Regions from separate parts of the Homo sapiens genome. Here region 2 is linked to region 1. Evidence: chromatin loops called from intact Hi-C (ENCODE). Cell type or tissue: thyroid gland. All regions are shown on one strand. Links, peaks and the distances in the headings refer to the core of each region. The heading gives the core; the rest is flanking DNA. Region 1 holds the start of CLLU1 (chronic lymphocytic leukemia up-regulated 1). Region 2 holds the start of LOC105369905 (a long non-coding RNA gene).

Region 1 (16,800 bases), core at 6,220-10,219:
AACATTTTATGATAATGAATAAAAATATAGAGAACTAATATGTAGCTGGCATTTATTGATAAATTAATATAGGCTGGGCCCTATTCTATGTGCTTGACATGGGTTAGCTCAGTTTATTCTTACAGCTCTCTGAGGAAAATACTTTTATTATCTTCATTTAATGATAAGAAAATGGAGGCCTGGAGAGATTAGGTAACTTGGCCTGGACCATACAACAAGAGTGCCTAAGCCAGAAGTCCAGACATTCTTGTTCAGGAGTCTATGGTCATTATTCTTTGTGCTTCTTATAACTGGGATCTTCTAACTTTAACTATTTCACTTATCATTAACACCAGACAGCTCTTTGCTTTCAGAACTCCAGCCTTGACCTTCAGTTGACAGAGCTTCTTGTTCTTACTTGGCAAGTCACAGTCTAAATGTTGTCCATAAATATAAGATTTTCTCAGGTCAGGGGTCAGAGAACTATGGCCCATAAGTGAGTTCTGATCTGCCACCTGCTTTTGTAAATAAAGAGTTAAAAAAAAATCCCATAAAACAGCCACATTCGTTAGTTTATATTTTGCTTATGGCTCCTTTTACACTACATGGTGATTTGAACAGTTATGATAGAGACCATAGGGTCCACAAAGCCTGAAATATTACTATTTGGTCCTTTTTAGAAAAGGTTGCTGACCCCTGACTTAGATCACTGAAGATCCCTTTATGCTGAATTCGTGACATGTTATACAAAGGGTGTATATACGTTAGAGCTGTAGACAGACCTGGACTAAAATCCAGCTCTGTTACCTAACTGTGATCCTGGGAGAATCTCTTAATATCTCTGAATCCTAATATTCTCTTTCAAAAAGAGAACGTTAAGACCTCTGTCTTAATTGATACATGCTAAGATATTGACACATAAACAAAATATTATTAATATGTTAAGAAATTTTACCAATCTTTTGTGATTAGGTCAAAATTTAGGGGACCATGTAATCAGAGGCCACAAAATAAAAGATGCTTAATAATAACAACCATTTGTAACTGTTGGGGTATGTGAAGAGAAAACAGGCATAAACTTCCGTTAGGTGTAAGGCAGAGGTGGGAATTGGTCAGTAAAACTCTGACCAATGGAGGTGAAAGTCCAGGTTGTGAATTTCCTTCTATAGTCTGGATTGTAAAAGAAAAATCCTTCAGGCAGAGATAGCTTCATAGGAAACAGTTTTCCAAAAATCAATTTCTGATTGATTAAATGTCAAGATTTGAAGGAAGAACTTCTGGTTGCTTATCGAGCTAAAGGAATAATCCTATTTTCCCCACTATGACTGAATATATTTCTTTGAGAATATGAGTAAATTTAGAATCCCAAAGGTAGAGTGATTTGACCTGATTAGAAGTATTTTTTTTTCCATTTTTGCACCTAGCAGAAGCAGCTGTCAGCAGGTTAGTTATGTTATCATTCCAACCAAAATGGTTTAATATTTTGGCGGTTGGATTTTTTAAAGTTGATTTAAATAGCTGAAATGGCCAGTTGTTTTCAGGTCCTTAGAGAGGTGAGCAGTCACATTCTGGTTTCTTGGGAGAATTAAGAGAACTGTGTTTTGGAAGGGAGATTTTGGGGGCAGTTAGTCTTTTCTGTCATTCTTGCTGGGAGATCTGTCCTTGGTGCGATAGTAATGGAATCTGAGCTCCTCTGAGCTCCCAGGTGAGGCAGGTCATCCGTGCAGATATTCTTGTATATCTGGCTAAGTAGGGGGGTGAACCAGAATAGTGGGAGAGCCTTTGCTCTGATAAATGAATGGTGGGCCTGTCATGCACACAGGGTGTAAGATGAGCAAGGAGATGGATGCTGGGGCTTGATGAGGCAGGTGATGTGGGAAGCAGCTGAAACGCCCAGGAACTGCTGCGCAGATTCTGATTTTCTTCACTTGAGTTTTTTTCTTTCCTTATTTTCACTTGTCACACACATAAAGGGCAGCGAAATGCCAACCTGACCCAATGAAAGGCCTGGAGATATGAAACTGTAAAAGAAGATAATGATTAAGAACATGTGGAGATGACTGGAGACCCTTGATAATTGTGCTTCACTTTCCTGTTTAACCTTTTAACTAGAAAAAGGCATTCATCTAACAGACATGGTCTGCTTAAAGGAAAAAAGAAGGAAAGAAAGAAAAACAAAGAGAAAGAAAGGCAGAAAGAAAGAAAGGAAGAAAGAAAGGACAGAGAAGAAAGAAAGAAAGAAAGAAAGGCACAAAGAAAGGAAGAAAGAAAGGAAAGAGAAGAGAAGAAAGAAAGAAAGAAAGAAAGAAAGAAAGAAAGAAAGAAAGAAAGAAAGAAAAGAAGAAAGAGAAGGAAGGAAGGGAGGGAGGGAGGAAGGAAGGGAGGGAGGAAGGAAGGAAGGGAGGGAGGAAGGAAGGAAGGAAAAAAGAGGGAGAGAAAATAAGTTTTTCTCAAATCATATAGGCACATTTTTTTACATTGTATCACACCAATTTATCAGTTCCTTAAGGAAATCACAGAATCTAAAAGTGGAAATTTCCTTGGAGGTCACTTTGCCCAGATTTGTACTCATGCAGAACTCTTTTATGTAACTACCTCGGTAGGTTCATTGATTCATTCAACAATATTTCTTGAGCATGATCACTAGATATTGATCTAGGCACAGGGCTGAACAAAAGAAACGAACATTTTTGCCTTCATGTAGACCTGCTTATATTCCAGGGCCTATGCTTGATCATTTCCAGTTATTGAGAGCTGTCAGTTTAGATGCAAGTAAATCAGTTCTTAAGTGTTTAACAAACTCTTTTGGAGCAGCATTTTAAGCACTTTACAAATACAGTAGTAACTCATTTAATGCTCACAGTAAGCCTATAAAGTAAACACTACTGTCATCCTACCCCTTCTACAGATGAACAAATTGGGGCACAACGAACTTAAGGAATGCCTTAAGACTGCCACTGGTAAGTAACAGGGGTTAATTAGAACCCCACAGTGAGGGTCTACAGTGAGGACATGGAGTGCAGTGTTCTAGTTAAGAGTCTGCTCTCTTAACCACTAGGCTACACTGCCAACATTTGTTTAGCTTATGTTCATGATTTGGCTCTATTTCTGCTGGTATTGGCATTTCCTTTTGTTTTGTTCTGAGACGGAGTCTCGTTCTGTCGCCCAGGCTGGAGTGCATTGGGGCAATCTCGGCTGACTGCAAGCTCCGCCTCCTGAGTTCACACCATTCTCCTGCCTCCGCCTCCCGAGTAGCTGGGACTACAGGCGCCCGCCACCACGCCCGGCTAATTTTTTGTATTTTTAGTAGAGACAGGGTTTCACCACGTTAGCCAGGACGGTCTCAATCTCCTGACCTTGTGATCCGCCCACCTCGGCCTCTCAAAGTGCTGGGATTACAGGCGTGAGCCACCGCGCCCGGCGGTATTGGCATTTCTTAGTCTAAAATGATCCCAAGGTTTCTTGGGATCTTCTACTGTATACTCTAATCCCCTGAATATAACCAAACAAAGACAATTCCTTACTCTCTTGACTTACATGATTTATATAGGAGGAGATAGCACCTCTTTAAGATGTGTGAACCCCGCCCCCCCCATCAACTCTCCCTGCCTAAATAAAAGGGCACTGCCTGCCACATACTAGTCAATAAATGATAGATCTTGCTATTAATACGTTTTTGGCTCAATGATTTGCAAGATTTCTCAGTTTAGCTTCCTTCCTCCAGTTTAAGCCTTTAGGATAAGGGGCCAATCAGGCATTACTGGACACATTTTCAAAATTTTTCCTGAAAGCAAATTTTAATAAATGAGAGAGAACTTCATGAGGCTGATGGGAGAGACATTGTCATCACCAACAATGGAATTGAGGGACAGGGAAGGATGCAGAAGCTGGGAACCCTGGAAAGTTCACTCGCATGGGAACATCTTAATGACTGCCTTCCATGGCCAATTAACCAATTTCTCTCCACGGCATAGAGAAATAAAACAGCTCTGCCCAGGTAGCTACCTTGCCTTGTGTCCAGAAAACAACAACAACAACAATAAAAAACCTCATTTATGTCATTTCATCATGGAATAAGAAGTGAGAATGAGTTAGATAAAACTCTGAGCAGAGCAACAATACTTTTTATGTTTTTTCTGAGTCAACTCATGGGTAAATTTAATCCTTTGCTTGAAAGGAATTCAAAGAATGTCAGGTACCTTCTCATTTCAAATGGAATAGTCCCAAAATACCTTCTACCATCAAATCCCAATGATTTCTGGATTATCTTTCACGGCTCCTCTTCCTGTAATGGATGAAATTAATCTAGTCCACTTTCTTTACACCTGGTTTCATGAGCCTCAGCCAAGATGACTGAGCCAATCCTCCTACCTGCAAATTTGGCTGATGAAAAGCATAATTCCTCTTGCTTCCCCACTTTTGCTTCTCTCACTGCAAGTAAGAGGCTCTGCTCTACATAGAATTACTCTCCTTTTCCATTCATGCAAAGCCTACCTTTAAATATGTCTTTTCTTGCATGACATTTCCCAGACATGCTTCTAAACATAGTTTGCAGCTTCTCCTGTGTGCCCCACTCCAGTCCTGCCCAGAGGGCCATTACCCAAACTAGGAAAACAATTGACTGGGTGAATATTTCCATGCAGAGGGGTGGGAATAGCTGTTGAAAAACCAGTCTTTTTTTTTTTTTTTTTTGAGATGGAGTCTTGCTCTGTCACCCAGGCTGGAGTGCAGTGGCATGATCTCAGCTCACTGCAACCTCTGACTCCTGAGTTCAAGTGATTCTCCTGCCTCAGCTACCCGAGTAGCTGGGACTACAGGCGCCCGTCACCACACCCGGGTGATTTTTGTATTTTCAGTAAAGACTGGGTTTCACCATATTGATCAGGCTGGTCCTGAACTCCTGATCTCAGGTGATCCGCCCGCCTTGGCCTCCCAAAGTGCTGGAATTACAGGTGTGAGCCACCACACCTGCCAAAAACCAGTCTTTTTATAATAGACAAGATGTAGGTATATAGAAAGCAATAACAACAGCTACTTCATGTGGGTATTCCAAAGGCTGTTTTTGTGAGTTTGTAAAAGAGGGTGTCCTTTAAGAATTTTTCACACTACAGAGTACTTACTTTTTTTCTAATACAGTTTTAGGGTGCCATACGTATCTGCAAGAAAGGTTTTTAAAACTAATCAATTTTGACACCCATTCATGAAACTTTTTTTCCAAGATAAAGAAAAGTTGGCAAAAATAATTCGAGACATTTGCCAAGATCATTCAAAGAATTTGGCTTAGAATCTGAGTCCCTGGGACCAAACAAAAATATTAACAAGTCAGGTGGGTTTCTATTTCATCCTGGCTGGATATTTTTAAGTGCTTGCTGCTTGTTAGTCAGGGAAGAAATGGATCGTAGGTCATTAACTTTAAAAAAAAAAAAAGAATATTTATTCTTTTGAATTTTTCCCGAATGCTTTGAATGGATTTCTGTTGCATTATTGGCTGAGTATATTCTTGTCAGGATAATCCACTTTTAGAGGCTTCATTTACATTAGCTATCACTCCAGAGAGCCATAGTAACAGGCTGCTGAATTACCCAAGAGAAATTACTCTTGAAAGCAATCATTGTGAATGAATTTTCATCACTTGGTCTCATCATTTCATGCTGTTTTGTCTCTTTCCTTTTTGCCCCTGATAAAAGATAGTCATAAAGAGGGCTTTTGTTATGATCTCATTTTCTTTAGAAAACTTGGTCTTATTAATCATAGCAGCCAGCTTATGGAGGCAACCAAAGCGTATCTCTCTGTCTCTCTCTCACACACACTCTGTCACACACACACATACACACACAGAGTTTTTGAAATGCATTTCAATTTGTGGGGAACATAAAGACTAATTTACTTCCATCTACGATATCTCACACAAATTTGCTTTTCATGTAACTTCATTGGTACGAGGAATATGTTTAAGTACAGGGGCTTAAATACTGTACTGAATACTACTGTACTGAGTTTGTTTTACATTACCAACACACGCGCAACAGTTGAAATTTAAAATTTTTGGACAAAAACGTAGAATAAATAATATGTTTTTTACTTACCTGTCCATAATGTATACCTGGCTTTATGAAAGTGACATATTGCTCACACATCAACTCAGGGTAGGAGAATATAGAAATGTAAAATAATATCTTAAGAAGTAATTTGCTAAATCGTATTCTGTTGTTTTGAGAAAATAAATAAATAATCAGCTTATTTATTTCAGAGTTAGTCTCCAGATCACACTCAATTACTAAGTTTAGAAAACAGATAATAGCACAAAGGCTGCTAGCAGAATTGTCTGCGGCAGGTCTGTAAATAGAGGAATGAAAGGAGCATTTGTTGAACATCCTCAAAACAAGCCTAGGAGATGATTATTATAGTCTCCATTTTATAGATGAGGAAACTCAGGCACATAAAGTTTGATTTCCTTGCTCATGAGTCATGCAGCTAGTAAGTAAAGGAGAAACACAAGTCTGCCAGAAGCTAAGGCCTGGGTTTTCTTCCTTGGGAAAACTCAGAAATACTAAGTTGCAGAAAACAATCACAGGCTACAATGGAACTTCGCCAGCTCTACTGTGCATATGAATCCCGGGGCATCTTGTCAGTATTTATATTCTGATTCAGTGAGTCTGGGATGGGACCTGAGATTCTGCCTTTTTAACAAGCCCTCGGCAGATTCTGATGCTGCTGTTCCAGGGACCAAACTGAAGTAGCAAGATACTTAAGATTACAATATAAAATTTTACCTTCAACCCAAATATGTTATATCCTACTCCAATTCTGTATTTTTCTGATAGTTTCCTTTCTTCTCTTCTCTGATCTTTTTGTCACTTTTCTCTATTCCTGAAGAAATTAGAGCAAACCACTGCAACATAGTTTTTCTAGCATCCTTTAGCTAACTGCAATGAAATGTTAGGTCAAGTGTTATTTTTCCTTAGTTGGTAAAAAAAGAAATGTGATTTGTGGAATCTGTGGAATCTGAATGCTAAAAGAGAATTTACTCTCACCCTCCTTTATTTCCTTCCTCTGATATTTCTATTTCTCAGACCTCCCTCTTTTTTTTACCTTCTTCCTTTTTTTTTTTTTTTTTTTTTTTTGGTCACACTTGTTATACTCAATCTCTGGCACTTTTACAAAAATATTTTAAACTCTGCATTATCACTTTTCCCCAGTATTTTCTCTCCTTTTATGAAATTGAGCCCTATGGCTCATTTTATTTCCCTTAGCTTTTTAGTTAGATAGCATGACGTTATAATTCAGGCATAGTCAAAGCTGCAAACAGTAGCATAATGTTATTATACCTGAGTTAGACTGCCTGAGTTAATAGCCTAGGGTGACTAGCAGTCTTAACTTGGGTTAGATATTTAAACTTTAGGAGCTCAGTTTCTCCTCTTTAAGGTAGGATAATAGTGGTATACATATTTGGGTTATTTATGAAAAATAAATTTGACAAAAGTTAATTCACATAAAGGACTTAGCATAGTGCTTTGAATGGTGTCAGCTATATCATAATTAAAGATTATTTCCCCATGGGGCTATGGGATTATCTATCTGGACAACTGAGGATGGTGGCATGTAGCCCAGCAGTTTCCTTACATGCTGTGACCCAGCAAGCTGAGCCAGCTCTGTCTTAGGCACTTCCTGGAAGCAGGCTTATTGGTGTTTTCAACACCCAGAGTGGATCATTTGTTAACTCCTTCCTCCTCTATTCCGTACATTTCTTTTTCAGTAATAATCCTGTAATAATCAGTAATAATTATGCTTTTCTTGATTCGCTCTTTAGTTTTATAACAAATACCAGTTTTAAAAAGAAGAAAGCTGTAATTTCAGTGATGTTACTTAGTCTTGTAAAAATACTTCATGTACTTAAAATTGTGTCTAAAAAGCCAAAAATATTCCAGCATGAAGTTGACACTCTGTTTTACTATTCAAAATTTTAAGCACAAGTAAAAACTCTCAGTGGTTCCATAGAATGACAGAAGCAAGCAATTTTGGTTCACTTATTTTGTCTACACAATCACTGTGTTATCATTCTTGATTTTGAATCTGTGATTTGAAGAAGAAACATGTGGTACCCCAAAGACTAGGGCCATGAAATACCCTAAGTATTTACCTGAGTCCTTAAGAGTCAGGGACTGTATACCCGAATGTTTCCCATAATCATTTTCATGTTGAATTCAATGTTTGTTAAGGAACAGGTAATAAAAATATGCAAACTTGAAAGTATTTATATATTTAAAAGCTCAGTGGTGACCACAACAATTATTTAGAATTCAAACCAAGAAAATGTTTTTTCAGGGAAGAGTATTTGACCACTAGTATGATTTAGAATTATGATGCATGGCAATAATTATACCAAACTGCATTTCAGTGACTCTATTATTTTTTCAGATTCTCTACAGACAGTGCAGCCTAGTATCTCCCAGACTTGTACTTCCTATGGCCCTGCACTTGGGGCCCCACTGCCTGGTAGAAATGAAGGTTAGTGTTCGAAAGTATTTAAAGAATCCTGCTAATCCCTATTTTATCCATAAATGTCATCTGTCATAAAGAAACTTTTAGCAGTTTCTCAACTTCTGAGAGGTCTTGTGGGAGGTTTTGCCATAAAGTGCTCTTGTTGAGCTCTTGATATCTATAAGCTGATGCCCTGGGCTTGTCCCAAATGATGCCTCCCACCCATTCATCAGCAGGACACTATCCCAGTTCACACACCTATGCCCCATCTCCACATATGTTTCACCAAAACCATAAATTTTGAAATAGAGTCAATATAAATGTATAACATATTGTATTAGGGCTCTTCAGAGAAAAAGAACCAATAGTATATTTGTGTGTGTTTGTGTATGTGTGCGTATACAGTCATGCACTACACAATGACATTTCAGTCTACAAAGGATTGCATATATGATGGTGATCCCATAAGATTATACCATATTTTTACTGTACCTTTTCTACATTTAGATATGGTAGATACATACATACTTATCATGATGTTATACATACTTATCATGAGGTTACAAGCTACACCATGTAGCCTAGATGTGTAGTAGTCTATGCTGTCCAGGTTTGTGTAGTTACACTCTATGATGTTTGCACAATGATGAAATCACTTAACAATGCATTTCTCAGAACCTGTCTCCATTGTTAAGCAATGCATAACTGGATATGTAAATAAAATGGAAATTGACTCACACAATTATGGAGGCCAAGAAGTCCCATGATCTGCCATCTGCAAGCTGGAGAACCAGGAAACCTGGCAGTGTAATTCAGTCCAAGTCCAAAGAACTGAGAACCAGGGAAGCCAAAGGTGTAACTCCTGGTTTAAGTCTGAAGGCCCACTCACATCCAAGGGCAGGAGAAGATGATATACTAGATCAAGAAGAAAAGAAGCAAATTTTCCCTTCCTCTTTTTGTTTTATTCAAGCTTTCGACAGATTGGATGATGCCTGCCCTTATTGGTGAGAGCCGTCTGCTTTACTAAGTTCACCAATTCAAATGCTGATCTCTTCCGAAAACACTCTTATGGACACACCCAGAATAATGTTTTACCAGCTACCTGGTCATCCTTTAGCCTAGCCAGGTTGATGCATAAATTTAATTATCACACATATAGTCTTACCAATTAGTGACCTTTTCATTCTTTATGGTATTTAACAGTGAAGATTTGTAGATGGTCTGTCTACTTGGTTTTATAGGTTTTGATCAGCACTCAGAAGCTCAGTTTGATCACCCTAGTTTGGCCTGAGCTGAAAGCACTGAAACAGTGAGTTCTTTGGGTCTTACTTCTAGAAACCAGGAAATGAGAGAGATAGTGACTTGGTTTCTCTTATGTTTCCCTTTTGTTCTCTTCTCAGTGGCCTTGCTAACAAGTTTACCTCCAAACTATGAGATTTCAGAAGGAAAACCAAGAGCCATCTCTGCATATGTGAGAGCGGGCAAAGGAAATGTGACAAGGAGAAGAAAGAAGACACACTTGGGCAATGATGATGGGAAGAAGGAAGCACAGGAGAAAATGTAAGAAATGTACAGGTGAGAGAGATCAGGAGAAAGATGGGAAATGTGGGAGAGCAGCAGGAATCATAACAATAATAATGCCAATTTGGAAACGAGAACCAGTGTATAAAGCATACCAATAAGGCCAACGAAGTGCCAACGATGGAAAGCCACCCTATCAGGAGAAAGTAAAGTCATAGCAGATGTTTTATGAGACAGCTCAGAACACAATGACTGACCAAGAAAGCGGCACAAGTTAGAGGTGGAGAAATGACCCAGACCCAGACCTTTAGGGGTCCTGAACTTGGTTCATACCTCATGTCAGAAGGAGTAGTGACCAAAAGAAATTCTCTTTGCTTTAATTATAGAAGCAGGAATATACCTGATTTTGTATGTAACAGCATATGTTTAAGATCTGAATATTTCTATACCCAAAAGCATAATGTATTAGGGTTAATCATTTGAAATTGCCAATATGCACTCATTTTACCTATAAAAACTGTAATTTTGCATGGTTCAAACTAATAGATATGAAGATATTCTCAAGCAAACTTTTTTTTCTTTTGCCTTGAAGCCCATGAGGAAGATCCAAAGAGAACTTTGGCCTTAACTAAGCTTCCTACATTCTCCTGGAGTCGGTGGTTTATGAATGTGGTGCCATCTGGGGAACTGACAACCCCTGATGTGTTCACTCTGCTCGTCTTCCAGGTGAGAGAAGAAGAAGGCGAGAAAGAAAGAGAAGTTCCAGAATTTCACAGGCTGAGGGAGATGGTAGTAACTTCTGTTTATGTTGGTTTCTGTTTATTGGTTTGCTTTTTATTTTGAACTCGTTTGACTTCAGGTTCCAGATTTGTTTTTTTCTTTGTAAACGAGACTTTGACATTGTTAGCAGGCCCATCTGTTTGCTTTTCTTAAATAAAATGTAAATTGGTTTTTGTTTTAAATTTCAGGTGCTTTTAAGTTTGACTCTGCTATTCATTTCCTAAGGTAGTTTGGGCATGGTAGTGCTGGTAAGAACAGAGAAATCTTGCTTTATAGAATCTTTTTGTTCAAATGAATGTACATTTTTAGTATTCGAAAATTATCAGTTTTAATAGGTTTGATTTTCCTGTCTATAATCTGTGTTTTCTTCCTTATTCCCTCATTCTTTCCTATCCCATGGGCTCAGATTTATGCTCTGATCAAATTTCTTTTCATATCTTTCCACCTCACAACACACACAAGAAACCTAATACAAGCCACTATCTGTTTCTTTTTCAATGGAAAAGAAAAGGATTCCTATGGGATCATACTGATTCCTGTGGGCCCCTTGCATAAAAGATTGTAGTGCATTAAATAATGACCCTCCATTGGCCAATCAATCATTATTGAGCACCTAGTTTATGTGGAATACTGTTCATACAATATCTTGAGTAATGATGGGAACAGATTTCATGAGAGATGTTGAAATACTCATGGACATAGACTATCTTGGCAATTATGCTCTTGAGATTCTTTTATAATGGACACATATTTGGAACAGAAAAAAGCTGGAAACTTTCACAAAGGTTTGATCCAATGGCTTTTTAAACATGAATCTAACCATTGTGAAGTTTGGCATCTACTTTGTACCCCCAGCAGTGCCAGCCCGTGTAAGGTATGCAGGTAACAGACAGATGATTGTACTGGGAGTGGTGAAAGTCCTGCCTTAACAAATATTCTCTGTTTTCTCTGCCTCTGTCATACTATAAAAATGTTTTCTTCTCTGGGATTATTTTAAAGATACCTTTATTCCAGGTAGTATTTTATCCCCTGGGAGACAGATCTTATCTAACCACAGATTAGAAAGAGCAGCTGATCTTCAGCCTGGGTGACAGAGCAAGACCCCATCTCTATAATATATATATATATATATAATATATATATTTTATATATAATATATATATATAATATATATATTTTATATATAAAATATATATATTATATATATAATATATAAAATATATATATTTATATATATATTTTATATATATAATATATATATATATATATATCAGATTAGGAAGGCATGGTGGTGTGCACCTGTAGTCCCAGCTACTCAGGAGGCTGAGGAGGTCCAGGAGTTCGAGGCTGCAGCAAGCTACGACTGTGCCATTGCACTCCAGTCTGGGTGACAGGGAGAGATCCTGTCTCTGAAAAAAAAGGAGGAGAAGAAAGAGCAGCCGATCCTATCTTCACATGGCAGGAAACAAGGTCATGAGCAGTGGCCACACAGGACTGTTTTATTTTGATATAATGGAAGTGGCATGGGAAAATGCGAAAAGAAAGGTCACCCTGAATAGCTCTAGGGAAGAAAAAGAATGTTGGGCATTTCAACAAACAGCATTACAGAAAAGAAGAAGCAGATGCCAAAGAGGGGAACTGAAGAAATGTCAGTGATAAATTCACTATTGCTGTAAATTACTATTTGCCCAACCTGACTAGGGAAGTTCCAGTGAGCAGTGGAACAACTTGATGTGGAGCCTGGGAAACTTTGACCAGCCATCTAGATGGGCAGACGTAGGGTGACCAGTTCATCCAGGTTTACATGGAACACTAATTTAGTTTTTATTTTATTTTTAAATTTGTTATCTTTTTTAAATGGACAAATAAAAATTCTACATATTTGTGGGGTACATAGTGATGTGTTGATACATATAATGTAGAGTGATCAGATCAGGATAACTACCATATCCATCATCTCATACATTATCATTTTTTTGTGTGTGTTGGGAACATTCAATATCCTCCTTCTAGCTATTTGAGACTAATTAAAGTATTATTATTAACTATAGTCATCCTATAGTGCTACAGGATGCTGGAATTAATTCTCCCTAACTAACTGTAATTTTGTTTTTGTACCTGTTAACAAATTTTTCCCTCTCCCTTCCTTCTCCCTACCTTTTCTAGTCTCCAGCATCCTCTGTTCTACTTTTTACTTCTATGAGATCAACGTTTTTTTAGCTTCCGCATATGAATCAGAATATGTGGGGTTTAACTTGCTGTTCCTGGCTAATTTCACTTAACAGTAATATCCTCCAGTCCCATCTATGTTGCCGTGAATGACATGATTTTATTCTTTTTTTAAGGAAGGCCTATTTTTAAATTGTTTTAGAGACCGAGTCTTATTATTTTGCCCAGGCTGGTCTCAAACTTCTGGCCTCGAGATCTTCCCACCTCAGCCTCCCAAGGAGCTGGGATGACAGGCACACACCACTGCTTTGGCTAATTCTTTTTTATAGCTGGTAAGTATTTCATGGTGTACATATGCCACATTTTCTTTGTCCATTCATCTAATCTCCTAGGTTGAGTCCATATCTAGGCTATTGAGAATAATGCTGCAATAACCATGGGAGTGCAGATTCTCTTTAATATACTGGTTTCCTTTCCTTTGGGTAAATTCCCAGTGGTTGGGTTGCTGAATCATACGATAGTTCTACATGTTTTCCACATGGCTATATTATCTCTTGGTTTTGACACCAAATATTCCACATTTCAGAAATCTCCTCAGTCCTAGGCTCATGGCGGTGGTTCATCACTCTAGCCCATACCTCCCAGATACTGAGAATACCATCATCTTATTCAAACCTGCATAAGGTTATCATTACTACAGGTTAGGTCATATAGTGTGTACATTAAGGTTCTTTGGAGAAACAGACCAAAAGGAAAGCTATAGATATATAAGCACAGATTTATTACGGGAATTGACTTATATGATTATGGAGGCAGAAGGTTTCATGATTTGCTGTCCCTACACTAGAGAACAAGGGAAGCTGGTAGTGTATTTTAGCTTGAGTCTCAAGGCCCAAGAACCAAGGAAGCTGATGGTGTAACTTACAATCTGGGGCCAAAGACCTGAAACCAGAGGTGGCCACCAGTGTCAGCCCTTGGGACCAAAGATCCAAGAATCCAAACCTCTCATGTCTGAGGGTAGGAAAGGATGGCTGTCCCAGCTTAAGACGAGAAAGGGAATTCACCCTTCTTTTGCCTTTTTTGTCTATCCAGGCACTCAACAGATTAAACAATGTGCACCCACATTGGTGAGGACCATCTGCTTTACTCAGTCTACTGACTCAAGTGTTGATCTCTTCCAAAAACACCCTCACTGACGCACCCAGAAATAGTGCTTTACAAGCTATCTGGGTGTCCCATAGATCGGTCGGGTCCACACATAAAGTTAGCCATCACAGTGTGGTTCAAACTCCTATCTTTTATTTCTTCCTGCATTTCCCTGAGTGTCTGGACCATCCTCATAAGAGGTTATACTGTCTTTTGTCTTTTAGTAACATCAGCCTTTCCTCTCTGACCCTCCCTTCTCCTTGTCATTGTTTTCACTTTTAATTTTAGAAATTGATTCATTCTAGGAACATCACTTCCTAAAGTTGTTGTTTGGCGCTATGTGAGAAGATTCTCTGAGGGCTGTAATAGGGGTTGTGAAGCTGAGAGATTTCAGACGTGTCGTTCTCACCAGAATTCAACAGTGGCTATCTATTTCCACATGGAGATAAGTGCAAAGTGTGGTAGTGACTTCAGGAATGTTGGGCCGTTGGTCCTATGAGATAAGCACTTACTGATTTTTTTCACAGGAGGCCTGGCATATTCCAATAGGCACCACACATATAAAATGCATGCGTGCCCTGGTCCTGACCAGTCTTTGTTTGGTCTATAGTTTATGAAAATATATTAAACCATGGTTATGTTATACATCCTGTATAATGGTGATGATCTGTGGCAATATCACAAAATCATTTATGAAATTCATAACTACGTAATCCATAAATTATGTTATAAAATCCATAAATATTTGAGAGTATTATCAAAAAGTTTTAGAACCAGATAAAATAATTCACTAAGAAAGCCAACTAAGTGAGGCTGGATTCAGTGACTCACATCTGTAATACCCAGCACTTTGGGAGGCAGAGGTGAGAGGATCACTTGAGGCCAGGGGCCAGGGGTTTGAGGCTAGCCTGGGTAACACAGCAAAACCCTGTCTCAAAAAAGAAAGAAGAAAAGAAAAATCTCATCTAGGTAAAATCAAGCACATTGTATTGATAAGATATTTGCATCAAAGTTTCATCCCATGATAATTCTTTGTTACAGAATCGTCAAGTACTAATATCCTTAGCAAGGAAAACAATGAGAATGTGCATAAATTAGGATTTTTTTCATAAGTCAACTTTTCATTAACCTTATTAACAGTGGAGAGAAGATGCATTGTTTTGTTTTGTTATAAGCTGAATCATAGTTAAAACAAAAGTTGTCAAAATGTGGTACAAAACACATTTAGTTAAAAATGCATCCAGCGTTTAGAAACACATTCACTACTGAATGTAGATAATCAAAACATAAAAAAATTAATATGAAGATGTTAGATTAGAAACATCTAATGCCAGAAGGTTTTGATGTATCAGAATATTATTGGGGTTTCTTAGCAGGTCACTGTTTTATTCAAATATTGGAATAGTAAGAATCTTAATAACTAAAAGTTTCTGCTTTCTATACCAAGTTTTTGAGACAACAGCTCATTTAAATCATCCAGCAATCATACGAGGTAGATACTACTATAATTCCCTCACATTTACATCTAGAAATGTAGGTGATACATATAAAAGTATATATTATGTGGCTGGCATACAAAAACACATCTAATAATTAACTAATGTTAACATTTTATCATTAATGGTATTATTACTGTCTTAGTGACTTTCCAAAATGAAATAGAACCCTGCTCTCATTTTTAGCCAGGTACACTAATTTTCTGCTTTATTTTTTATTCTGTAATATATGAGTTTCTGAATGCTGGAGGAAATTTATCTTAATAAAGTTCATAAGATATCTGAATGTGTTGAGAAATCAATTTAAATCTTCCTGTGCTAATACAGATACCTTGAAATTTTTAGGGACCCCAAGGAAATGAAATAATCTGCTCATGATTTTTACACACTTTTTATAGTTAGAGTGACCACAGTCAGAACCCAGCAGAGACTGGGGAAGAGTCCATTTCTATTCATGCTCTCCTGCTAGAAATGTCTTTCCTGGTAAAGTTCATGAAAAAGTTGCCTGAATATTTCCATAAGTATATCATCTAGGAGGTTTACATAAAGACGAGATACACACAGCTCTAAAGAGAGCTTAAGAGTAGACGTAGTGGAGAAACTGGTTAAGGTCAGAGAGTGTTGGCAGAGAAAATGTTTCCTCTTGTGGCTTGGAAAAGTAGAGCAAGTATTTTGAAAACAGAATTGTGACAAATATTTCATAGCATGGAATAGGTTTCTCTTTAGGAAAAAGAGCTGATGTAAATGTTTACCGGTTATTTTTTTCCCAACATATATTTACTGTCATGTAAGCTTGAATTTCCAAATTTGAATTTCTGCACGTACCAATGAGGGCTAAAGTGTATCTTATTCATCATGGCCTGTTAGAAACTGCCGTCTCTAGTTATATTACCTTCCCTAGGGCAAAATCCACTGCTTACCTGCCTCTATTCTTCCTTGTTCTTTCTGGCAACTTGTTTTTCCTCATTTCTTTTCTTTCTTCTCTCTTTCTTTTTTTCCCATCTCTTTGAACCTCATCCTTTCTCCAGTAACAAGCCACTTCCTCCATCTCATGTTCCCAGACCATTCCAGCCCACAGTAATTTCTCCTTTTCCTGACTCCTCATGTTACCTAATGTCTTTGCCAAAGACTTTAGCTCATGGATTTTCTAGCTCATAATGTTGTTGAATTGTATTTTGTGTATAAGTCCAGTTCCCTCAACTAGATCCTAAAAGTCTGAGACCCAGGA
Region 2 (16,800 bases), core at 8,143-12,142, 130 kb before region 1:
CAAATGTTAAGTCTAAAGAATTTAGATTTAAAACAAGAGTGAACTAGGAGTTCATATAAGGATATGATATTCATATAAGGATCTAACATAATTTTGTAGCATCTGAGAACTCTGTTGTAACTACTTAACCATTTGAATTGAGCTCTTAAAAAACGCTCTGCTCACAAATTTCCCAACCTCTGTTCCACCTCACTCCATCCCACTGCTCACCACCAGTAGAAAAAAGGCTGCAATGGAAAAACAGACTGTTTAAAATTCATTGCATGATACAAAAAGAAACATAAGGTTTTCTAATGCTGTAGCTCTATGTCCTGAAATTGGGGATAATTTTACAAGATATGTAGCAAAATAGATCTCAGCTCCCAATATTCAGAACAAAGCTTTGATTTTGTCACTGCAATTTAAGTGGTTCAACTTATGTTGGGGTTGAGGCAAATTGCTTTTTAAAATACAGAGAGATAGTGAGATATAAAATTTTAATTTATAATTTTAATTGGGCTGGGATTTTTTTGTCTGAAATGTGTGCATTTTCAGTTATTATTTTCATCTTTGCCTTATCTTATTACTAATGAAATACTATAGTTAACTAGTGAGCTGATGATACATTCTGAGGATGAAATTTGTAGCCTATATTTCTCTTTGTCTCTTTTCCAGATTTAAAGAATTAAGATACTTGAATAAGCTGCTGTAAGGAACCACCAATACTAGAAGACATACTGTACTTTAAGATGATTGGGCATTGTGTAGTGCAGACACCAATCCTTGGAAGGACATACAACACACTAAGGATATTTGGGGCCATGGAAAAATCTAGCTCCTGAAGTAACTGATGAGGGTCCCCCTTTTCCCAGCAAATACTCGGCCTGCAGGACTAATGTTTAACTAGCCATGTAGTTTAACATATATTTCCCTATTCCCCTCCTTCCCTTGACTTTTGTCAAACTAGCTTTCTTGGACTAGTTTGATTATATGCCTCTTAAAGGGAAGGAAGCCTTGTATCTTTCTCTCCATTGGCATCTCTATGAAATTCGCATGCTGGTTACTGAAGACAGCAAAGGCTCACAGCAAGCTATAGATGTCCTGGATGAATGTCTTTGCTGAGTCTTACAAATTTAGACCAAAAAAAGAATACTGGAATCTAGAACTAATAATATATATATATAATATATATATTTTAATAAATATATTTTAATTAAAAATATATTTTAATAATATATATTTTAATAACATATGTATTTTAATAAAATACATAGATATATATTTTTAGTCCTATACAGGTCCATTTAGCTGTTAATTTCCACTTCAGAATTCTCTTGTGATGATGTCTGAGTGGGGTATGAGTTCCTCCAGGCTTTGAGGTTTATATAAATAAGAACTATAAGATCAACATTTACCAACAGGTGAGCTGTAGGATGGTAATCCAGCTGCTGCTTGTGTTTTGGGTGTAGTACATTTAGCTAATCCTATTGACTATAATTCTAACTGGGTGGCTCTTGCTAGAACTTTGGGGAAAAGATGTAATCTTCAGGCCAAGGGTGAATGGAGTACTCCAGCTATTCTTGAAATGACCCAGATCTCAAAGCAAGAAGTTGATTTACTTTTTAAAACAAGATTTATAAGTTGCCCAAACTGTTCTCTACTCAAAGGTTATGGTTGGAACCCAACCAAGATAGTAGAAACACTGCCTTCATCAAGCCAGACATTGCTCAAGTTTATAATGCAAGATAAAGAAGAAGTAATACATGTCCTGTTTTAAAGACATGTCTAATTGCTAGGAGAGCACTCAGGTAGCAACACAATAGATCTGCCCCAGTGGTCTAAGCAAAGGCAGTCTCAAATGTTGAGAAGAGTAAGACTTAGAATAGGGAAAGGATTGTGTTTGGCTCGGTCATCTGTAAGTCTTTTTAAAGACCTAGGATGACTTTTAGGGTGTGTACATGACAGGATAAATGCAAGTGTTTCTGAGACTTGAAGACTCTGTAAATAAGGGGATTGAGGGTAGATCTAAGAGAGTTGGAGGTACCGGAAATGTTGGGAATTGGATAACGAATATCACAGAATGAAAGTCTAATTCTGGTGAAGTTAAGTTAAGAATTCTACCTTTTCCTGTTTGAATAACATGCACTGGCTTTAAATGATAATTGTGGAACATCTTAGAGAAAACCTCAGACTCCTGAGCAAGGTGTCTGTTTTAACCAACATAGCAATTTATTTCTGTGGAGAGATGAGAAAATTTTGAATGATTCTTGATTTTTAGAGCACTGCATTTGGTAACCCTATTATAAAATTTTGGATATATATTGCACCCCATAAAATAGCTACAGCAGTTTAGATTTTTTAAATGGCCAGAGCCATTATGTGCTGCAGCACTTGGATTTGGTCCATAATGCTTCGCAATCCAACAGCAATCTCTAAAGCCCAGAGCCCTGGGACTGTTTCCAACAAAACAGTAGGTCAGCACTGAAAGAGAAAGAAGTGGTTGCCTACATTGCCACAAATGGAAATGAGAGAAGAGACGTGCTTATCAGGGTAAATAAACTTGGTCTTATTATTAGAAAAGAGGTGGCAAGTGGGCGGAGGGAAAATAGGCACAGCACTGACATTTACTAAGCACCTACTCATTGTCTCACACATTATTAGATGCCTTAATTCATTACTTCATTTAGTCCTGGCAAAATTCTAAAGATTTGATTATTGTCATTATTACAGATAAAGAAACTGAAGAGAGAGTATATTAGGCCATTCTTGCATTTCTATAAAGAAATATCTGAGACTGGGTAATTTATAAAGAAAAGATATTCAACCGGCTCACGGCTCTACAGGCTCTACAGGAAGCATAGTGCAGGCATCTGCTTGGCTTCTGGGGAGGCCTCAGGAAGCTTATAATGATGGTGGAAGGTGAAGGGGAACAGGTACGTCACATGGCCAGAGCAGGAGCAAGAGAGAGAGAGTGGGGGTGAGAGGCACCACACACTTTTAAATGACTAGATCTCCTGTGAACTTAGAGCGTGAGCTCACTTAACACCAAAGAGATGGCCCAACCCATTCATGAGGGACCGGCCCCCATGATCCAAACACCTCCCACCAGGCCCCACCCCCAGCATTGGAGATTACAATTCAACATGAGATCTGGGCAGGAACAAATATTCAAATTATACCAGAGAGGTTAAGAAAATTGACCAAGGTCACACAGCAAGCATGTGGTGAATACGTTTTGTTAACCCAGGTAACTGACTCTAGAATTTATGCTCCTTTTAATCTGTCACAGTTGAGTTTTACTTTGATGACTTGTTATTAGTGACTGCTGTAAATCTATAACTGTTTAGGTCATCTCTACTGTACAATGGTCATGGGTGATTGAACCACTAATTAATCATGTGTCTTTGGGTTTATTCACTCATTAAACAATGACTTGTTGAGCCCCAATTATGTGACAGCTACTGAGTAAGGTAATTGCACTGCAGCAGGGAATAAGAGAGATGCAATTCCTGTCTTTATGAGCTTACATTATGGAAACAGTAAGCAAGTAAAGAGATTAACATGTTGAAGTCTGTGAAGGGATTACTTCAGTGAGTAGAACCTTAATGCAATCCAATACTCCAGATTGCTATAGGAATGAGATGTACTGGTAAACTGAATAGTCTGGTTATTTATGTAGACTTTATCAAGAAATGGATCTGGACTCACTTCATGGCAAATCTCCAGGTGACAATGCCCATATTGTTTCACCTACAGATTAGTTTCCATAAAACAGTGCCCCTCATTCTTCTGTGTATATGCCACTCAAACTGTTACTCCTTTAATTTTTTTCTAGTTTTTTCCTTTGGAAGACTTTGCTAGGTTTCACTGTTACTAAAAGGGAAGTAGCAGACCACTTCAGTAGGGTTATGCCATCTCTATTTTGGAGTGAGGGTGCTTTTAAAAAATGGTACTGGGTTTTTCTTCTTTTAAAGGTCACACAGTTCTGATTTAGAATGCTCTCAAAAACATATAGATAAATTTAAAACATGAAATTTGAACATGAGTGCTATAATAACATTTATTTAAAAAAAACTATCAAACTTGGCTAAACAAAATGTGGTACCTATACACAATGGAATACTATGCAGCCATAAAAACAAGATCATGTCCTTTTCAGGAACCTGGGTGGAGCTGGAGGCCATTATCCTTAGCAAAGTAACTCAGGGACAGAAAACCAAATGCCACATGCTCTCACTTATAAGTGGGAGCTAAATGATGAGAACACACGGATACATAGAGGGGAACAACACACACTGAGGCCTTTCAGAGAACAGAGGGTGGGAGGAGGAAGAGGGTCAGGAAAAGTTACTAATGGGTACGAGGCTTAATATTTGGGTGATGAAATAATCTGTACAACAAACCTCCATGACGCAATTCTACCTATATAACAAACTTGCACATGTACCCCGAACTTAAAATAAAAGTTTAAAAAACTATCAAACGATACTGTATATATTTTAAAGGTACATACATACACAGAAAAAGATCTAGGAGTAGACATACCTGATCCTGGGGAGGAAACTGGAATTGCAGCTGGTGGCCAAATGGGATTTTATCTAATTTATACTATTATTGTATTTTACAGGGAGAATGTATTCATATATTATTTTTATAATAAAAAATAATGTGAGAAGAAGTAAGATGAATGGAGACCAGCTAGGAGTCTATTGTAGTATTCCAGGAGAGAGATGGTCCTGACCTGAAATAAGCATGGAGGCAGTATAGCCTAGAGACTGGGAACAAAAGGCTGATTCCAGACTGCTTGGGCTTGAATTTCTGCTCTTACTCTCACCATCTGTGTGCCAACTGGAAACATTACTTAACCTCTTTTTGTCATGGCCATTTCATCTGTAAATGGCTATGAGCAGAATATCACCTACCTAATAGGGTTGTTGTGATAATTAAGTGATTTAGGACATGAGAGGTGCTTAGAACAATGCTTGGTACATAGTAAGGCCTCTATAAATATTAGCTACTATTTTAGGAGGCATAAACAGCATTGGGTGGGGGGAAATGGGAAGAGTGATGAATAACTGAAGATGGTAATACAGTGGACACCAAATTGATGCTGAATATCTTGAGAGGCCTTGTGAGTCATCAGTCATCATACTTTTGACCATCTCTATGCCCTGAAGTCACAGGGTATAGAACATTATGATGACTGTACTAATTCTATGACAGATACTGGATGTTGCCTTTCTAGTCGTGAATTCCAATCTGGAATGAGATGGTCACATCCTTAGCCTCTCTGTATAGTTCTTTAATGAGTACGTTGGTAACCATGCTACTTATCTTTAGTGCCTAGATTTCTTTTGTAATTAATAAGGTGACTGTACACATTTCAGCAGATATAAAATGCCTCCTGTCCTCTTTGCTCTACTTAACTCTATTGCATTTTCAGTCACTGCTAAGTCTGCTTGTCTGAATGATGTTACAGAAAACAAGAGGAGTCAAAGGAAAAACTTATTACCTCTCGGGGTCTGTTTGTGTGAAAACTCAAAGATAAATATGACTCTGGGTGAGGTGGGGAAAGGCCCTAGCACACTGCCTCCTTCTCTGAATTATTTTAAGGATCCACTGAGGGAAAGTGTGCTTTGAGGAAAAGTCCAGCACTGCACACATCAGTATTTAGTCTACTGGCTTTCTTTCTATTTGTTCTTTAAAATATTCCATGTGAAAACACTGGAGAAAAAATTCTAGATGGCTGCTTTCTGAATAAACAGCTTTCACCAAGTTAATATTTCTCTTAGTTTTGTCTACTTATCTTATCTTTGAATCTACTGACTATTGAGTAATTGTTGAAACCTTGGCATTTTATTCACTTCAATTTTGAGAACACTGGTAAGACAATAGCTGAACCTTTGGGAAAAGGACAAATATTTTTAAAAAGGAAAAATATTTAACTTAGGTGTTCATCTCCCTTCTCTGTGAATTGTCTCACTATGCATTTTTTTCCCATTATGGCCCTAAATGAAGTTTTTGTGACATCGTCTTTTCAGGAAACTCTTTGGGTTTAACTGGAGGCTTTAATTTGGTTTCAGTTCACCTTAGTTTGGGTCCTAACCTAGACCAATGTGGACCCTCTTAGATAAATAGTCAGTAATCTACAAATGATAACCAGAATTCCATAATTCTGCCCTTTCCCTATGCTGGCCCATATTCCAGATGATCATGCCTTCCTGCTTTCTACCACAGGAAAAAGAGTCCTTTTGATACTATTCATATTCTTTTCATTTTTTATAAACAAGGAATATGACTTTACATATTTCTGTTTTTTTTAATCTGGATTTTTCTCATTCAGATATCAGGTAATACCTTAATATGTTATAATACATTTGAAATGAAAAGTTACTGATATTTTGTGAAATTCTAAACCATGCTTTTTGAAAGCATTTGTTGAGATAGAATTGGCACACAATAAACCACACGTATTTCAAGTGTACAATTTAAAAGCTACTTTTGAGTAATAAACCCAATTCATTTTCTTCAGCAACTCTTATTTAGGTACCAGTGTATCTTTCTTCTTGTCTTCAAAGCTAAGCTTCTTAAGGGCATTGTCTTAATTTGGTTTGTTTAATTACTCACCTTCCAGTAAAGTCCGTTCTTAATCTCTCTCAGCCAGGCTTCTGTTCTCATTACTTAGCTGAAATTGCTGTGGCAAGGCTCACCTGCCAAATCCTGTGGACATGTTTCTGGTCTTCCCTTACTTGGATTCTTTGTGACACTGGCCGCCATTGACCATTCTCTCTCATCTTGAAAATTTCAACTTTCTTGGCCTCCTCAGTGACACACTCACCTGGTCCTCCTCCGACCACTGACAAGCTTCCTTCCTGCCTGCATCTTCTATCTGACCCTTCTTCACTCATCTGCCCTTCTTCGCTCATCTCCTCAAGCTTTCTTCCTACTTTCCCCAAGTGAGCGCATTTTCTTAACTTGTTACTCATAGTGAGCACATGTTGATGAGTTACAAATGAATGATTTTAGCTTAGACCTCTTTGCCGACATTCAGAAGTATGTACAGGAACTGCTTACTGGACACTTCTACCCGCATATCCTATAGACGTAAAATTCAGTATCTTAAAAACTCACTTTGTTATCATCCCCCACCCCACCCCCGCAAAACCTTCTCTTCATTCTCTATTTCCTGGCTTAAGACACATGCCTTCCCTGTGGGAAGCTTACAGTGTTGTCTGGGGAAACAAAATACCAATGCATAAAATAACCACAAACAAGCTTGTGTTGTTTAGGTCTGTTTGGTGTCATGAAGCAGCCAAGGGTTCAATGGTGCTACATAAATGTCCAAGAACAGAACTTTAGAGAATAAAGTCCTGTGATGGAGCAGAGCTGACAGGTGCAGAGTGTTCAGAAAGGCAAGAACATCAAAGTTAGAAAGGAGTTGTCAAAAAAACCTTCACAGAGCCGATGCCACTTCATTTCTTCATCTACTCAACTGCTGTTTGTTGGGGCTTTCCACATGCCAGGAACTCTAGGTTCTGGAGAACCATCAGTGGATGAAAGGCATGGCTCTTGCTCCCACGAGCTTATATTCTACCAGGAAGAATCGGACAGAGAATATGGAAAACATTCATAGAAATATACATTTAGATAGAGATAAATACTATGGAGAAAAGAATAGAATGTAATGAACTAAAAAGTGATAAGAGGCTGGGAAGACTCTTGTAGACATCATGGTGAGGGAAAACTCTCAGAAAAGTGACATTTGAGCTGTTTGTTGAAGAAATAAATGAATCTTCCTCTCTTCTGCAGCTCTGGAGAGAAAAGGTTTAACAACCAGATTAAACCATTCAAAGGATTCCACAGAACAGGTGGTGCACTGAGTTTATTAGAACCTCCACAAGGCATAAGAAACAAATCTTTCTGTTTCACTTTCTTTCTTCAACATTTGCAATAAGACGCAGACTCAAAGAACTTTTCTTTCTGACCCAAATACTGTGGGTATGCCTACAACACAGAGAAAATAAAAAATACTCTGAGTGAAGAGACCCTTCTCTGTAGTTTCTAAAGTCAAAAATCCTTATCAATGAAAAATAATTGATGGTATCCTCAAATCCTATGGCTTTTTCAACATATGAGGGAAAAATATAACAGAATTGTCTTGTGGGTGGCATCCTGAAAGTTTATTCAGGGAACTGAATTCAGCATGTTGGGAATGCAACTATAACTAAGACAAATTTCATAAAGGTCTTATCTTCTAGTTGGAGGAAATAGATAATAAATTAGTAAACAGGAAAATAAAAAAGGTTTATGAGAGTGATAATTACTATTTATAAAATAAAGGGGGCAGGGTAAGGGGATAGAAAATAGAGAAGGAAGAGCAAATTTAGAAAAAGAATCACCTCCTAGGAAGTGATTTTTTAATTTTTATTTTTTGAGATGGAGTCTTGCTCTGTCACCCAGGCTGGAGTGCAGTGGTGCGATCTTGGTTCACTGCAACCTCTGCTTCCTGGGTTCAAGAGATTCTTGTGCCTCAGCCTCTTGAGTAGTTGGGATTACAGGCATGTGTCACCATGCCTGGCTAATTTTTGTATTTTAAGTAAAGACGGGGTTTCACCATGTTGGCCAGTCTGGTCTCAAACCCCTGACCTCAGGTGATCCACTCACTTTGGCCCCCCAAAGTGCTGGGATTACAGGCATGAGCCACTGCGCCAGGTCCAGGAGGTGATATTTGAGTGGAGACCTGAGAGGTGAGGAGATGCCAGTCCCATGAGGGAGAAGCCTCGGGGAGAGTGCCCCTGCAGTGGCCGCAGCACGTGGGAGAACACTGAGTTGAAAATGAGCCTGGTGGGAAGGCCAGTGTGGCTGGGGTGGGGTACAGTGTGAAGGAGGTGAGTGATGAGGCCACCTGAGAAGACAGGGCCTTGTACATGGCAGGAAGGAGTTGGAAGTTGTTCTAAGTGCAGAGGGAAACCAGTGAGAGGTTTGGAGCAGGAGACTGATGTGGTATAATGAAATTAACCTTTCAGCAGGATCACTGACCCTGATGCAGAAAATGGAAGCAAGGGTATATTTGGATCCTGGAATGGTTCTCGACACAGAAGGCATTAGAGAAATATTTCATGAAAGAATTCATCAACCAATAATCCATTAAAAACTAAGACAGTTCTGACCTTTAAAAAGGTTGTTTTCTTATTCCCCAAGATCAATGTTATCTGGCATTTTCAATGGATCCAGCTTGTTGTTCACAAGATATAGGAACAAATGTTTCTTCACTTTGAAGAAGCAGGGAGTCAGTCGGCCGGGAGTGTGGTTTATTCAGCAGAGGCATAATTTCTCACTTCTATACTTTGCTATTTACAGCACACCATTTTTATAAACACAGCATTTAGGCCAGAAAAGGAAGTCCATTTGGCCTATACAGCTCTTATATCAAGAGAAAAATTTCTCCCAAATTTTCTCATCATTCTGAATGAACTAAGGTCCTCAAAAAGTGCACACTCAGTTCTCTTGTTGGAGACAAGATTTATAAACAGTTTATGCACCACACATTTAGTTTTGCCACAGTGGCAGCAGCAGGATAAATAAAACTAGGCCTTTTTGTTCAGTGATTTAAAATGTAAGAAAATGAATGTGCACTTGCATTGTTATAGGGGAGGAAGGAGAACGTCATTCCTGAAGAGTGCTGAGCAAAGTTTCATTTCCTAAGCTCAAATCCCTTTGCTCCTCTTTTGGAAAGCCCATAACTCCCCTTGGGAGATATAATTTTTCTTGTGGAGTAAGGAAAAAGAACTAAGACTTACTCTCATTAGAGAAGCTGGAAGTCTTGGTTCCTGGTTTTCATTATTTTGGGTTTCTGTTTGAAGATGTGTAATCTTGGAAAACATTTAATGGTGACCTTGGGACTTTCTGCTTGAAGTTTTCAAATGATCCAGATGACCATGTGAGACAGAAATCCTCTCTTTAAGGAGCATTTTAGGAAGACAATAGGACTTAATGTCAGAGCCTGGGAGTTGAGTCTTGTCACCATTATACTTATTGTGTGGGTTTTAGCAAGTCACAGAAGTCATCCTACAGGACGGTGAAGAGCCGATGAATCTGGTGTTTGGTGATTGCCAGGCACTTTGACAATAGTGATTATTGATCATTGTTCTGATTATCATCGTTTTTACTCTCCTGGTAGATTTATTCTTTGGGGGAACTTGTTTTCCCCAACAGACTTACTTATTTGAGGTTTTTGTACCATTCTTATTTTGGAGGAGAATGTTCTAGTTACTGAATTCAATATAACAAACATTTAAATTTTAAAATAAAGAAGATTACGTATTAGAAGGGGTTAACAAGATAGGTTGGTATTAACTTAATCTCACATAAATTGAGGAAAGAAGCAGGAAGAAAGTGCATGCCATGAGTTAACAAAGACTATGTAGCATGAATTCTGTCAGGGAGAACCATGGAAAAGACTCCGTGGGGAAGTGGTGGCAGAGAAAAGAGCTCTGTTACCTGCACAGGGGTGAGACAGGCTGGAAAGGCCCTGGCCAGGAAGTAGACCGACCTCCTGTGAAGGGGCAGGCACAGGACACGTAGGGGTCAGGCAGGAAGTCCAGACCAGCACGTACAATATGCCTCTGGTAAGTGTGGCAGTGGCCAGCATGGGATTTTCCAGCATAGCTGTCAGCATCAGAGACCGAGAGCAGAAGGAAGGGCAAGTTTCCACAAGCCCAGTGACAGGAGCACGGGAGTGAGTGATAATAACAGCTTCTGGCAGCCAGGCAGTAGCTAATCAGGACCAGAAAATCTGGCATGAGTAGCAGGGTCTCAGAAAGCTCCCCCACCACTATCTTCTACCCCTACACACACACACACACACACACACACACACACACACACACACGTCTCCACTCTCTCTTCTGTTATAACTATTTATTGAGCAAAGGCTCTAAAATCAGAATGCCTGTTTGAGTTCTGGTTCCACCATGGAATGGCTGTGTGTCCTTGGAAGAGTTCCTCAAACCCTCTGTAGCATGGGTCTGCTGACTATGTAGGGCTCTCCAGCATCGCCGTGTTGTGAACGGGAGGGGTAATCATGTGTAGGAGTTGTGTGCCAGAGTCTGGCCCATAATACATGCTCAACAAATAGGTTGAACAGGAATGAAACTAAGAGATCAGTCTTAGAGCCAAATCTGGGCTCACACATGAGAATCAAGATGGCTCTCACAACAGAGATGTAACGTGGAGCAATGGCAAGCCTTGGCTAGTCGTGGATCTCAGAGGGTGGAGTTGGTTACCTTGACATCTCTTTTGTCTGAATTGGGGTTCATTCTATAGATTGGCATAGGGTTGGGCTTCAGATGAGGGTCAAGGAGAGGGATGCAGCATCTAGAGGCCTGGCAGGTACACAGTCCCATAGCGGGTAGGAGTGCAACAGAACAGCATTCTGGGGTGGTGGCAGGGGCTGCAACAGGGTAAAAAACACATAGGCAGGCTGGAAAGTCAGATGATAAAGGCTGAGGAGTGAGTGGGTCACTAGAAGGTAAAAACAGCCATCCAATCATCTCCAAGAAGTCCTGAGGTCAAATTCCAGAGAGTTGGAGGTTGGCCAAAAAGATAAGCAGGATTGAGTGAGGACTCTTGGGAAGCAGGCAGACTTGAGTAGGCTGTTGGTTTAGAAATAGATGGTGGTAGTGAGGGAGAAATTAAATAAACAAGCATGATTTGTGGTACAAGTTACAGAAGAGAAAGGAAGACAGGGATCAAGTGCTGGTGTGGAGTTATTTATGGAATGAAGGAATAATGATTCTTTGATCACATTAGTAGTTAATGTTTGAGTATAGATAGGTGGAGGAAGGTTGCAGGAGGGAGGAAGTGTTCCTCTCCCAAAAAGGGAGGGTGAAGATCTAGAGAAATAAAGAGGTAGAAAAGGGAGAAATGAGGAAGGCTTTCTCTGATGGCCTCATTCTCAGTGAAGAATGACACAAAGTCATTCTGGAGGGGGCAGGGGAGGTGCAAGGTGGAGGCCTGAGGAAAAGGTGTCAGATAGTGACTGTGGGGAATTTTTGAGGGAGCTAACTGGAGATGAATCATTCCATGGTCATGATTTCTGCATATCTGGAATGCACCTACTCCAGGCTCAGGCTCAAATGGAAACTGAAAATTGCCCCAACTAATGGCCTGACATAGCAAAACCAAGCTCATCCTCCCCCACTCCAGCTCAGACAAATCACATGCATTGCTTGTCCCCATTTCCTGCCATAAGCTGTCCCCTTAACACTATTCTGTTGGTCTCACTCCCACTTCACCCTAGACAGGGCTCTCAGAGATTGCCCAGGCAACCTGGAGTCCTGTGATCTTTTCTTAGTCACTTTTCTGGCCATCTTTGGGGAATAAACAACAACACTTCTTTTTGAAATGTTCTTCTTCCTTACCCTCTCTCCCTACATTTTGTGTGACAGATTCCTTCTCATTTTGCAGGTCTCATTTTAAAACTCACCAACCCGGGCTTTCATGAGACCCTGACAGAAGGTTCATTCCTGTCCTATGTTCTCACAGCATTCACTCCATCTACCCCTCTGATATGTACACAGGAAGAAAGGGGCAATTGCTTTGCTCATTTTCTGGGTCCCAACTGTCAAGTAAGCTCCCTGAAGCCAAAATCTGCCCCAGAGGGTAGCACACAGTAGGTGCTCCATATATATTCGTAGAATGAATGAATGGGCAAATAAATGAATTAATTACCATTCATTACCCTTGTTCTTTTCCATATCTCTTACTGCTGTGTATCCTTCACTGGTGTCTCTTCTTCCTCCTATGGTGAAATGTGCTACCTCAGCCTTTTCCACACAGGAGTTAAGGCCTCCATAGTAGACCTGGCTTCCCAGACCTAGAAGACTGGGACCGTCTTCTCTCCATCTGAAAAAGGCAACCGAACACAGCTTCACATTAAACATCCAAGTACAACCTTCATGCTGGTCAGTTCTATTTCTTCATGGGCTCTCTTTTCTTTGGGCCCCTTTGGTGTCCTTGGTTGTCCTATGTAATCATGCCATCCAATTTAATTCTTCCTTTTTCTGGCTGACCCATTTTAAGAACCTTCCTTCACTGATGTATGCATTATCTTTTCATGAATGGTTATTCTGACGGACGAAAAAAAATTCTTATAATTTCAAATTAGTTCCTGGAATAAACTCTCCAGTTTCCTGACAAATACAAATATGGGGCATAATAATGTCTAGAAAAAGGACCTTATCCAGAGGCCAGCTCTGAAAATTGCAATCATGAAACCCAAGGCAGGAAACAATCTTAGTTGTATTTGTCAAAGTGATGAGCACTAGGTATCAGTGAAGTGGGTGGGTCATATCCCAGAGAATGGTCACTGCTCATGAGTCAGGTGGTTGCTTTCTGGAACTCTTTCCCCCAGCCTCTCAGTAAGTGGATAAAAAAGCTTCCTAGAGAAACATCTGCTTAATAGTGTGAACTGTGGAGCCAACTGCATGGATTCAAATCCCAACATCACCCCTTACTAGTGGAGTGAGTGGAGTGACCTCAGTTAAGGCATTTGATCTCTCTGTAGCTTAGTTTTCTTGTCTGTGAACTGGTGGTAATAATCATACTTAAGTAATAGGGTGGTTGTGGATCTTAATGATTTAGGATATAAAGCATGTAGACATGTCCCTGGCAGATTGTAAGTGCTACCATAATTGATCTATTAGTTATGGAGGCAGAGTCCAGTCATAAAGCAGAGTACTGGCAAAAGTGAAATTGGGTACAAAGGCTCTGAGCTCCAGATAGTGTTGCACATGGGGCAGGAGACTGGGGCTCTGTGAAGAAGAGTGTCTGAAATTGACACACCCAGAGCTAATTGTCTGGAGTACAGGGTCAAGGCCCTGAACATATGTATATTCTTAGAGCTAAGGTTCCCACTAATCTTTGCATGCATTCCCTGTGTATATTGATGAATTGATGAGTTTCCACTTAGTTTCTTCTTCTTTTCTTTTCTTTTCTTTTTTTTTTTTTTTGAGAGAGAGTCTTGCTCTTTTACCCAGGCTGGCCTGCAGTGGCACAGTCTTGGCTTTCTGAAACCTCTGCCTCCCGGGTTCAAGCGATTCTCCTGTCTCAGCCTCCTGAGTAGCTGGAATTGCAGGTGCCCACCACCACACCCGGCCAATTTTTTTTTTTTTTTTTTTTTTAAGTAGAGACAGGGTTTCAGCATGTTGGTCAGGCTGTTTTCAAACTCCTGACCTCAAGTGATACGCCTGCCTCAGCCTCTCAAAGTGTTAGGATTACAGGCATGAGCCACCGCGCCCAGCCTCCACCTGGTTTCTGATGTGAATTCTTTTTCATTCTCCCTCAGGGTTGGAGCCCTTCTTGGAGTTCTCATCCCATTGGCTGTCTACATCTTTTCTATCAAGACCATACACATAAGGATAACACATGAGCCTCCTAAGGGCTTTGACAGGGTAAAGAAGGAACTTGAGTTGGGACTGAAGTCTGAACAATTATAAGGAGAAGTTAAACATTTTTTTTTTTTTGCCATTTAAAATTTTCTCATGTCCTTTTGATTGCACATCTTTGTGTAACTAGGAAATCAGAAATTAGGGTTATTCTGGAACTCAGCCCACACCTACCTTTCTAGAATTTTTTTCCCATGACCATTCTACCAGTACCTTAAATGTGTCTAAAACCAGTCTATTTGCCATCCCCCAAGCATACTTAAGAAAACTGTGGGCCGGGCGCGGTGGCTCATGCGGGCGGATCATGAGGTCAGGAGATCGAGACCATCATGGCTAACACGGTGAAACCCCGTCTCTACTAAAAATACAAAAAATTAGCCATGCCTGGTGGCAGGCGCCTGTAGTCCCAGCTACTTGGGAGGCTGAGGCAGGAGAATGGCGTGAACCTGGGAGGCGGAGCTTGCAGTGAGCCGAGATCGCGCCACTGCACTCCAGCCTGGGCAACAGAGCGAGACTCCGTCTCAAAAAAAAAAAGAAAAAAGAAAACCGTGGAATGATGATTCTCTCCTGAACTTTTGGCCATTCCTCTTCCTCTGCTCTCACATATCTCACAGTGAGACCTTAACTATCTCTGAAGCTTTCTTGTAATATGTTAGAGGGCCTCCACGAACATGCCATTTTTTTGTTGTTGTTTAGACCAGTGATTCTCAAATGTGCACACAAATCACCTACGGAATCATGGTCGAATGCACATTACGATTCTGGGGATCCTGTATAGGGCCCGACAATCTAATTTTGTATCACTCCCAGCTGGTGTTGATTCTGTGGGTCCTTGTGCCAATTCCAAGACTTTCCTAAATTGATCCTATATCACAGTTATCCCTATGCCATTTCTCCAATTATGTCTTGAGCTAGTTGATGGTGGCATTAGTACATATATACATGTTTATATCCTCCCAAATGCCTGGCACATCTTCTCCCATATTGCTGGTGCTCAATAAATATTTGAGGAATTTGCAATAAATGCTTAAACGTTCTGTTTCGTATCAGAGTGGGCTTATAGACAGAACTTGTCTTCTCCCTTACCTCTCACCTCAACCCTGGACCCCATCTGTCACTAGAAGGATTCTCCTTCAGATTAAAATGTTAATGATTTGAAGTGTTACCCGTATCAATAATATTTGCATAGAAAAAAAGATCACCTGCACATATGATACACCATAGTCTTTGCAATGCTTCTCTTGTTCCCCTAGGTAATTAATTTCATAGCATCTTGCTGAGAGGCATAGCTCTCCTGGGTATATCTGAGCCAAGGGAGATGTGCTCCTGCCACAGAGTGCTATTTAGAAGTCTCATAGACTAAAAATTCTTTACTATCTGGATATCAGAATTATATAGAGATTTATAATTCTTTAGCTGCCTTGGCTTCTGAGTAACCCCTCACCCCATCTGGTAACCTGGAGGTGGTATTACTTTGCAGTACAGGCTTCACAATTTCCTGCTAGTCCTGGAACTTCAGTAGGCATGCTGATTTTAATCATCTCCATGTTGCACATAGCATCACATGATGTGTTCAGTCTTGGGAAAGGAAAAAAAAAATCCTTCCTAATCCTTCTTGGTGGAATTGCCATCTCTGTCCTCCCCGTGCTTCTCATGAAGCTTGTGCTGTGTTCTGCTGCAGTTGCTGCTTTTGAGACCTTGTAGTCATTGCACAACCAGCTCTCTATCCATGGCTTTATGTCAGTTAATTCTGAAATTGCTGGGAAGAGAGGGATGAATCAATTCACTTTCCACAGAAGGTCACCGATTTTAATTTTCTTTATTATCTGAACTATGGCTTGCTGGAGAGATCTTTCTGGCACACCAGGGACCTCTTTCATCCAATTATCTTTCTGACCACTCAGCTCTCCAGCCTGTACTCCTCTCTGTGGCACATGGCTCTGTTATAGTCTAAACATACAAAGGAACTGGACTCTCATGATGGGATTCTGGGACCTTTAACACTTAAGCAGTAAAGACATATTTGAACAGAGGAGTCTTCCCAGGCTCTTCAGCTTACTCCATGTGGCCAATTGTTCCCTACACCTATGCCTAAGTTGCACCCTGACCAGATGAGGCCATCTGATTGAATGAATCATAACTTTGGGAGCTACTTTGTCGAGTAGCCTCACGGAAACATTTCCAAATGTAGTTTTTTCTCAGGTTACTTAGAGGCTCTCGCCTGGAGCCACAGACTTTTAGAGCTACATGTGATACAGCATGTAGGGCAATTTGCAAATAGACTATTACAGAGTGAGACAGAGAGGCCTTTGGTGCACTCTTCTTTAGAGATCACTTGCCCATCATCTCAATCCTCCTGTGTCAACCTTAGTTT

What was found. A loop is a pair of places that touch in the nucleus more often than their neighbours do. Peaks named below come from ENCODE experiments on the same cell type or tissue, not always from the same donor. Only the 100,000 strongest peaks of a DNase experiment are listed, where the experiment ranks them.
Region 2: a loop joins it to region 1, with 4 times the contacts of the local background. A loop is called at or near these places in 17 of 110 quality-filtered maps.

The regions. Positions count from the first base shown.
Region 1 is chr12:92,414,234-92,431,033 of GRCh38, reverse strand. It overlaps CLLU1-AS1 (CLLU1 antisense RNA 1), which reads left to right. Exons shown (of 3, transcript NR_144319.2): 2 at 9,861-10,020; 3 at 10,574-10,948. CLLU1 (chronic lymphocytic leukemia up-regulated 1) reads right to left here and starts at 9,503. Exons shown (of 2, transcript NR_027933.1): 1 at 9,199-9,503; 2 at 32-2,000. In thyroid gland, for the core only: no CTCF peak of the experiment used is centred there; no DNase peak of the experiment used is centred there.
Region 2 is chr12:92,547,405-92,564,204 of GRCh38, reverse strand. LOC105369905 (a long non-coding RNA gene) reads right to left here and starts at 6,921. Exons shown (of 3, transcript XR_945211.3): 1 at 6,607-6,921. RefSeq lists silencers at 3,043-3,122, 6,886-7,086, 16,486-16,686 and enhancers at 10,565-10,754, 11,884-12,323. In thyroid gland, for the core only: no CTCF peak of the experiment used is centred there; a DNase peak (open chromatin) is centred at 10,564; H3K27ac peaks cover 1,891 bases.